2 separate regions of the Homo sapiens genome follow, and region 2 is linked to region 1. A link is a contact called in ENCODE Hi-C data. All regions are on one chromosome and are shown on one strand. Each heading gives the region's core, a stretch centred on a gene start or an enhancer-like site at or near the end of the contact. The rest is flanking DNA. Distances are from core to core; before and after follow the strand shown.

Region 1 (3,647 bases), core at 506-3,005:
CTGGAGTGCAGTGGTGCGATCTCAACTCGCTGCAGCCTACCAGGAGGCTACATTCTTAACCCTAGCAAATCACCTTATACTCAAAGAGCCAGGAAAAAGAGTATATGTACTAGGGGTTCTCCAAAGAAACAGTACTAATAGAGGAGAGAGAGAGAGAGATAATAAATAGATAGATGATATATAGATAGATAGGTGATAGATAGATGATCAATATATGATAGATGACAGATAGATGATAGATAATAGATGATTGATACACGATAGATGATAGATTATCAATATATGATAGATGATAAATAGATGAATGATAGATGATCGACAGATGAATAATAGATGATAGATGAATATGATAGATGATAGATGAATTATCGATATATGATAGATGATAGGTGATAGATGAATGATAGATGATAGATGAATGATAGATGACAGATAGATGAATGATCAATACATGATAGATGATAGATGAATGATCGATATATGATACATAGATGATAAATAGATGGATTATAGACAGATGAATGATAGATGATAGATGAATTATCGTTATATGATAGATAACAGATGACAGATAGATGATAGATAGATGAAAGATAGATGGATGAGATGAGATGATTTATGATGGGAATTAATGCATGGGATTATGGAGGTTCTTCTGAAATAAAATGGAAGTTTTGTCTTTGTGTCTGCTTGAGTACCTGCTCAGGAACCCTGACCGTAGTTCTAAGAATGCAACAAATTCTAATTTTTGGATTGCTAATTCAGGATTAAAGAGAATCCTGTACATTCCCACTTTATTATCAACCACCTTGAATGTGGAAAAAGGGACCTGTGAAATTATAGTTGAAGTGAGGGGTAAATATGGAGAAAAAGAAGGGAGCTTACCTGTATTCACTAGACTTTTATTTAGTTCCAGGGCTTATGAAGGGGCCCAAGAGAGTCAAAGCAGCTTTCTACAAATTCAGCTGTCACATTAATTTTCTCACACACTAGAGTTGCCACTTAAAAATATTAAAATAAAAAAACCAGTGTTGACCATCTAACAGGATTAGTTGACTCAGCTACTAAGTTACTAATTTGCTTCATTTTTGGAAGACATCCAGCATCTGAGAATTGGACTTTTCCTAGAAGTTCACTTGGTACCTTCGGATAAGTCCTGGTTCATCTGCAGAGGATCCGAGGGGAAAGCCTGATGGGACCCACGGCCGCTCTGAGAGGAAAGGGGTGCTGTTGGGTGCGGGAGGAGGAGCTGGGAAGCAGGAGAGCCCGGGACTGGATCCAGCTGGAAAGGGGGGCAAATGTGCTCCCGGAATCAGGGTAGGGACCCTCTAGGAATGGGGCGTTCCGAGAGGTAGGCGTCTGGAACATTGATTAGGGGTCCTTGGAGGTGATTTCTGGGAAGGGAAGGTCTGGGGCAGGGCTGTGAGGAGTCAGGAAAGAAACTGTGGAGTCCGTTCCTCACCCACCTCCTGAGCCCTAGGTTCCGAGGCTCCCAGGTCAGGGGGTTCAGTGGCGCAGGAGGGTCCAGGGCAGGAGTCGGTGAGTTGCCTCTCAGGTCCGCCTGTAAAGGAACTCTGACCCAGAGCGTGAGGGGGACCCAGGAAGCCGCTGCGCCCACCCAGGGAAAGCCCGCCCCACCCCATTGTCCCTGGATCCGGCGGCCCCGCCGCTTCCGTCCCTCTGGAGCGGGCGGCCCCGCCCCTCTTCCCAGAGTGGGCGGGGCAGCAATTGCCTGCTCAGCTTTCCTTGTGACGCCTCACACCCACCTGGACGCGCTGCTGCCTGGCCTCGCCTCCTTTCTCTGTCATCTTTCTCATCGACCAATGGACTTGGAGGATGGCGGCCACGCCCCCTATTCTGCGCTGTAGTAGGCCCTGGTTACGCCTCCTCTGGTCAGTCGCACAGTTGCGCGGTGGCCGACAGGAATTGTTCCCCAGTGGTAAGCCGCAATCTAGCTGACGTGGCCCCAACCCCACATTCCTTCCTGCCCTGCAATGTCTGAAGAAACCCTACAGAGCAAATTGGCGGCTGCAAAGAAAAAGGTACTATCGCCAGGTGATGGCCTCCCCCACCCAGCCCCAGAATCCCTCTGATGGCAGGACTGCGGCCAGAGCTCATGCCACTCCCGAGGCTTACTGGGCTGGGCCCCCAAGTGCCACTGGGCTCCCCCCATCAAAGTCTTGTCAGTCAGCCCCTCCCCTTAACAGCCCAGACCCTGCCTGGAGTGAGATTTGCTTATTTACCATGAAAGAGATCTTGGGAAACTGAACTTGACAGCTTGAATCTTCCTCATGTCTCAATCTGGGGGACTTTGAGTGTCACAGGGTAATATGGGGCATCTTTCTGAAGCATCAGTTTCCCTTGATTCTCTTCAGAGAGAAAAAACATTAATGGATTTAGGGATGACCGTCTCATAGATTTCTAAGAGTATACCAGACCTCTCTGAAATGAGGCTTGGGCTGTCCTCTTTCTGTTCAATTCCTAGATGTAACAGAAAGGCTGCCTTCTGCCGTGAGGACGCATGGGAAAAGAGTAACAGTAAAGAATCTGGTTTTTTGTGTGTGTGTTTTTTTGTTTGTTTGTTTGTTTTTGTTTTTTTAACCTTGCTCTGGAAGGGATGGGGTGTTTGGAGCCCATTCCTTTGGCCTTGGCTATTTGGACAGCGTTATTTTATAACTGTCCTTGAAATGAGCTTGCTAGGTGGAGGAAAACTTGTTCTTTTCTTTGTTTTTTTTAAACCCCTGCCTTGCCACATTCTGGGCCTTAGCTTTTACTTTTCTTGGAGTGAATACATGTAGTACTTATTATTATTTTTAAATTTTTGCCTCAGTTTCCCCCGTTTGATGATTTTTATGAAAGAAGTTTAATAGAAAGCATTACTATTACTTAGTTTTGCCTGAAGAGACAAGTTTTGTTTTTTTTTAACACAAAGGTTGATATTTACGCAGAGCTATTAGCTGAGTGTTGATTTTTCTAGCTACTATTGCCTCTATAGTTGATTGAATACTTCTAACAATGAGAGGTAACAGACAAGGGAGTATTAGGAAACTTTTTAGTGTGGCTAAAACCACTCCTATTAAAGTTTTGAACCCTCCAAAAAATGAAAACTAGCCTCCAAAGAGAGAATCTGGAGACTACTCTTTCCAAGTTTGAACTGGAACGTGGGCTAATTTTTTTATTTTTGTAGTTATTTTTATAATTGCTTTTTTATTATTTTTGATTTTCAGGCAACAATTAGTTAGATTGAATTTTTTACATACTCCTCCTTCGTGGGCTAGGGGGCAGACTAAAGTTAATCTGTTCTGATGGCGTTTTTTATTTTTGTGGTTTGCTGGGTTAGTAAACTTAATGCATTTGCTGTCTTATTAGTGATGATTTTAAGTACTGCCTGCAACCTTATGATGTGGTTAAGCATGTAAATAGGACTGCGGTATGCCTATGACTTATTTTGTGTCCAGGTAGCTGGCCTATAGTATTGAATTTTTTTTTTAGGGTGCCAATTTGTGCCTTTTTAATTTTTAATTTTTATATTTCTTCTTATATCTGTATTTTTTCAACTTTATTATAGATAAGATACCCTAAAGTTTCTCTCTGTTGCAGTGGGAGTAGGAAGAAAGACAGTCTAATTGTTCCAAGCACACAGGCCC
Region 2 (3,647 bases), core at 841-3,340, 110 kb after region 1:
TAATCCCAGCACTTTGGGAGGCCGAGGTGGGCGGATCACCTGAGTTCAGGAGTTTGAGACCAGCCTTGCAAACATGGCAAAACCCCATCTCTAATAAAAATAGAAAAATCAGCTGGGCATGGTGGCGCACGCCCGAATTCTCAGCTACTCGAGATGCTGAGACACCAGAATGGCTTCAAGCCAGGAGGTTGAGGTGGCAGTGAGCCGAGATCACGCCACTGCACTCCAGTCTGAGCAACAGAGCCAGACTCTAAAAAAATAAAAAAAAAAAGTAAGAAAGAAATGAAATGTCTTCCTAGCAGGTCTGTCTATAGTCATTTGATTTTAAGGTAAGAGGTTGGTTCAGGCACAGTACTTTTAATCAGTGTTGAAAATCATAAATAGCCCACACGTATCAAAAAGCGTTTTTATTTTTTATTTTTTTTCTGAGATGGAGTCTCACTCTGTCGCCCAGGCTGGAGTGCAGTGGCGCGATCTTGGCTCACTGCAACCTCCAACTCCCTTGTTCAATCGATTCCCCTGCCTCGGCGTCCTGAGTAGCTGGGATTACAGGCACACACCACCACGCACAGATAATTTTTGTATTTTTAGTAGAGACGCGGTTTCACCATGTTGGCCAGGATGGTCTCAATGTTCTGACCTCATGATCCATCCGCCTCAGCCTCCCAAAGTGCTGGGACTACAGGTGTGAGCCACCGCGCCCGGCCAAAGTATTTTTATTTTTATTTCATTGAGACAGTCTCACTCTGTCGTGCAGGCTGGAGTACAGTGGTACAGTCTCAGCTTGCTGTGACCTCTGCCTCCCAGGTTCAAACCATTCTCCCGCCTCAGCCTCCCGAGTAGCTGGGATTACAGGGGCCCGCCACCACACCACGCTAATTTTTGTATTTTTAGTAGAGACGGAGTTTCACCATGTTGGGCAGGCTGATCTCGAACACCTGACCTCGGGATCCGCCCGCTTTCGCCTCCCAAAGTGCTGGAATTACAGGCGTGAGCCACCGTGCCCCGTGTGTTCCTTGTTTTTAAAGTTTGGCTAGTAGGAAATTTAAAATTCACATGTGGCTCACATTTTACTTAGAAGGATTGTGTCCTTTTAAAAACCTCAGGTTAGTTGGGCGCGGTGGCTCACGCCTGTAATCCCAGCACTTTGCGAGGCCAAAGCGGGCGGATCACCTGGGAGTTCAGCCTGGCCAACATGGTGAAACCTGGTCTCTAATAAAAATACAAAAAAATTAGCCGGGCATGGTGGCGCATGACTGTAATTCCAGCTACTCGGGAGGCTGAGGCAGGAAAATCACTGGAACCCGGGAGGCAGAGGTTACAGTGAGCCAAGATCGCGCCATTGCACTCCAGCCTGGGCGACAGAGCAAGACTCCATCTTAACACAAAACAAAAACTATCTCAGGCTGCCTGTTCAAAGGACCAGAGCCAGGAAGGTTATAAAAGCCGAAATTCAGGCTAGGTGCGGTGGCTCACGCCTGTAATCCCAGCACTTTGGGAGACCGAGGCGGGCGGATCATGAGGTCAGGAGATCGTAGACCACCCTGACCAACATGGTGAAAACCCCGTCTCTACTAAAAATACAAAAATTAGCAGGGCGTGGTGGCGCGCGCCTGTAATTTCAGCTACTCGGGAGGCTGAGGCAGAAGAATCGCTTGAACCCGAGAGGCGGAGGTTGCAGTGAGCTGAGGTCGTGCCACTGCACTCCAGCCTGGGCGACACAGCGAGATTCCGTCTCAAAAAAAAAAAAAAAGCAGAAATTTAAAAATAATTGTTATTCTATTCTTTCCATGTGTGAGCAGCCGTATAGTATATTATTTACAAATACATGAGACCTTATATACAAGGTTTAAGGCAAACACCCTCTGGGTGGGCTTAGCTCACCTCAGGGAGGAAGCCCTGCCTGAAAAGGGGGCACCTTCGGCTGTCAGTCTTTCTTCATTCAGCCCAGCATTTGGTCACATCTTCTGTCACTCAGGGCGTGAGGGCGAGGGATCTTAAACGTTAACAAGTCAGAGACGCTGGCCTGGGAACTGTCCAATCAGGCACGCGGTTGGAGCGGAAAGGGCGGCTTCCGGGATGTGGCGGGGTCTTTGTCTCTCGCTGCAGCCGGAGTTCCTGGTCTCGTCTTCGCCCTTCTGTGTCCTCTGCTCGTAGAGGCCCAGCCTCTGTGGCCCTGTGACCTGCAGGTATTGGGAATCCACAGCTAAGATGCCAGGACCCCTTGGAAGCCTAGAAATGGTGAGAGTGCCGAGTCCGACATCCCTAGAGAGGAGAAGGGGCTGGTTGGAACCGGTGGGAAGAGGCTGTGGCGGGACTCAGGCCTCCCCGCTGTCAGCTCCACAATCCGTGCCCCTAGTTCTCCTTGCCTAGCTCGGCCTCAGTCCCCTTCAGCGATAAGATGGCGGCTGCGCTGACAGCCAGGCTCCGGGCGTCCTGTCTCTTCCCTGCCCAGTGACTGTGCCCTGAGCTGGAGCCCTCTCTGGGCAGCTCTGCACGCGCAGTGCCGCGTCTCTCCCAGATTGTGCAGGGACCACGAGAGGGTCGTCGGCAGAATCCTGACTCGGGGTGCTGGGGGTGAGGGTTCATGAATGGAAAGAGCTTTTGTTTGGTTTATGGGGTTCCTAGTTCCTCTTTTCGCCTATTAAAAATGTATGGGAATTATCGCGACAGTACTTAAGAATTTAAACAAGGAGCGGTTCAAAAATTGTAGAGCTCCCAGCTATGGGTTGTAGTTTGTGGGCCATGAAAAGATCTTGAAGGAAAGATGCATGATGAAAATACCCAAATTCAGTAATCGGTTAGGTACATTTACGTAGTTTCTTAATTTTCACTTTAAGCCTAGAAATTTCCTGGTTGTGTAATCAGAACTTACTTGGCAGTTTATCATTTTTTAAGCCTGAATTTTGTTTCCCCCAATGTAGTAATTTCTATTAAAAAAATGCATTTGAGTTAGATTTTTTAAAATTAGGAATCCAGGGATTGGAGCCACCTCAGTCTATTTGCCGCCACGTGGGACTGATTTTCCCTTGCATGTTTCACATGGGTCCCAAGCAGGGTCTCAAGGCAACCCCCCACACCCCATTTCTGCAGCCTAACTCTGGCTTGCAGTAAAATACTGAATTTTCAGTTTCTTCTGAAAATCTCAAATGCCAACTTCCTCTCCCTAATTTACATTATTTATTATTTGTTTTTTAGTGTACCTTTTATATACCGTATTTTAATTAATCATTTTTTGACAAAGCATTAGATGGCATATTGAAAAAGATGTTTTCTCATTTGAAGGACCTAAATTTGTAGCAAATTCTGTGGGAGGTTTAAAAAGTTAAGCTGCTATAGTAAGTTACTGGGCATTCTCAGTATTTGAATATGGAACATATGCACAGGGGAAGGAAATAGCATTGCACTTTATAAACACTGTATTGTAAGTGGAAAATGCAATGTCTTAAATAAAACTATTTAAAATTGAAAAAAAGAAAAAGAAAAAGATATGTTTTCTGTTTGTAAGTATTTCCCATGAGAAGAAAGCAAAGAATAATCCCCTGATAGTGAATTGTAAAAAGTCTCTGTGCCTCTTTTTCTTTTGTCTTCCCTAGGCACAAAGGTCTTATGATAATGTTTTAGTGTCAAGATGTTTTTATTTTGCA

The links. Hi-C counts contacts between places; a loop is a spot of excess contacts on that map.
Region 2: a loop to region 1 is called in a map of sigmoid colon, with 2.2 times the contacts of the local background. The contact joins the promoter of ZNF98 here to the promoter of LINC01233 in region 1. A Hi-C loop is called at or near these places in 1 of 168 maps with a recorded cell type or tissue (sigmoid colon).

The regions. Positions count from the first base shown.
Region 1 is chr19:22,530,734-22,534,380 of GRCh38, reverse strand. LINC01233 (long intergenic non-protein coding RNA 1233) reads right to left here and starts at 1,755. Exons shown (of 2, transcript NR_110664.1): 1 at 1,467-1,755; 2 at 887-1,165. LOC105376917 (a long non-coding RNA gene) reads left to right here and starts at 1,896. Exons shown (of 2, transcript NR_160728.1): 1 at 1,896-2,042.
Region 2 is chr19:22,420,789-22,424,435 of GRCh38, reverse strand. ZNF98 (zinc finger protein 98) reads left to right here and starts at 2,090. Exons shown (of 4, transcript NM_001098626.2): 1 at 2,090-2,241. The coding sequence starts at 2,212.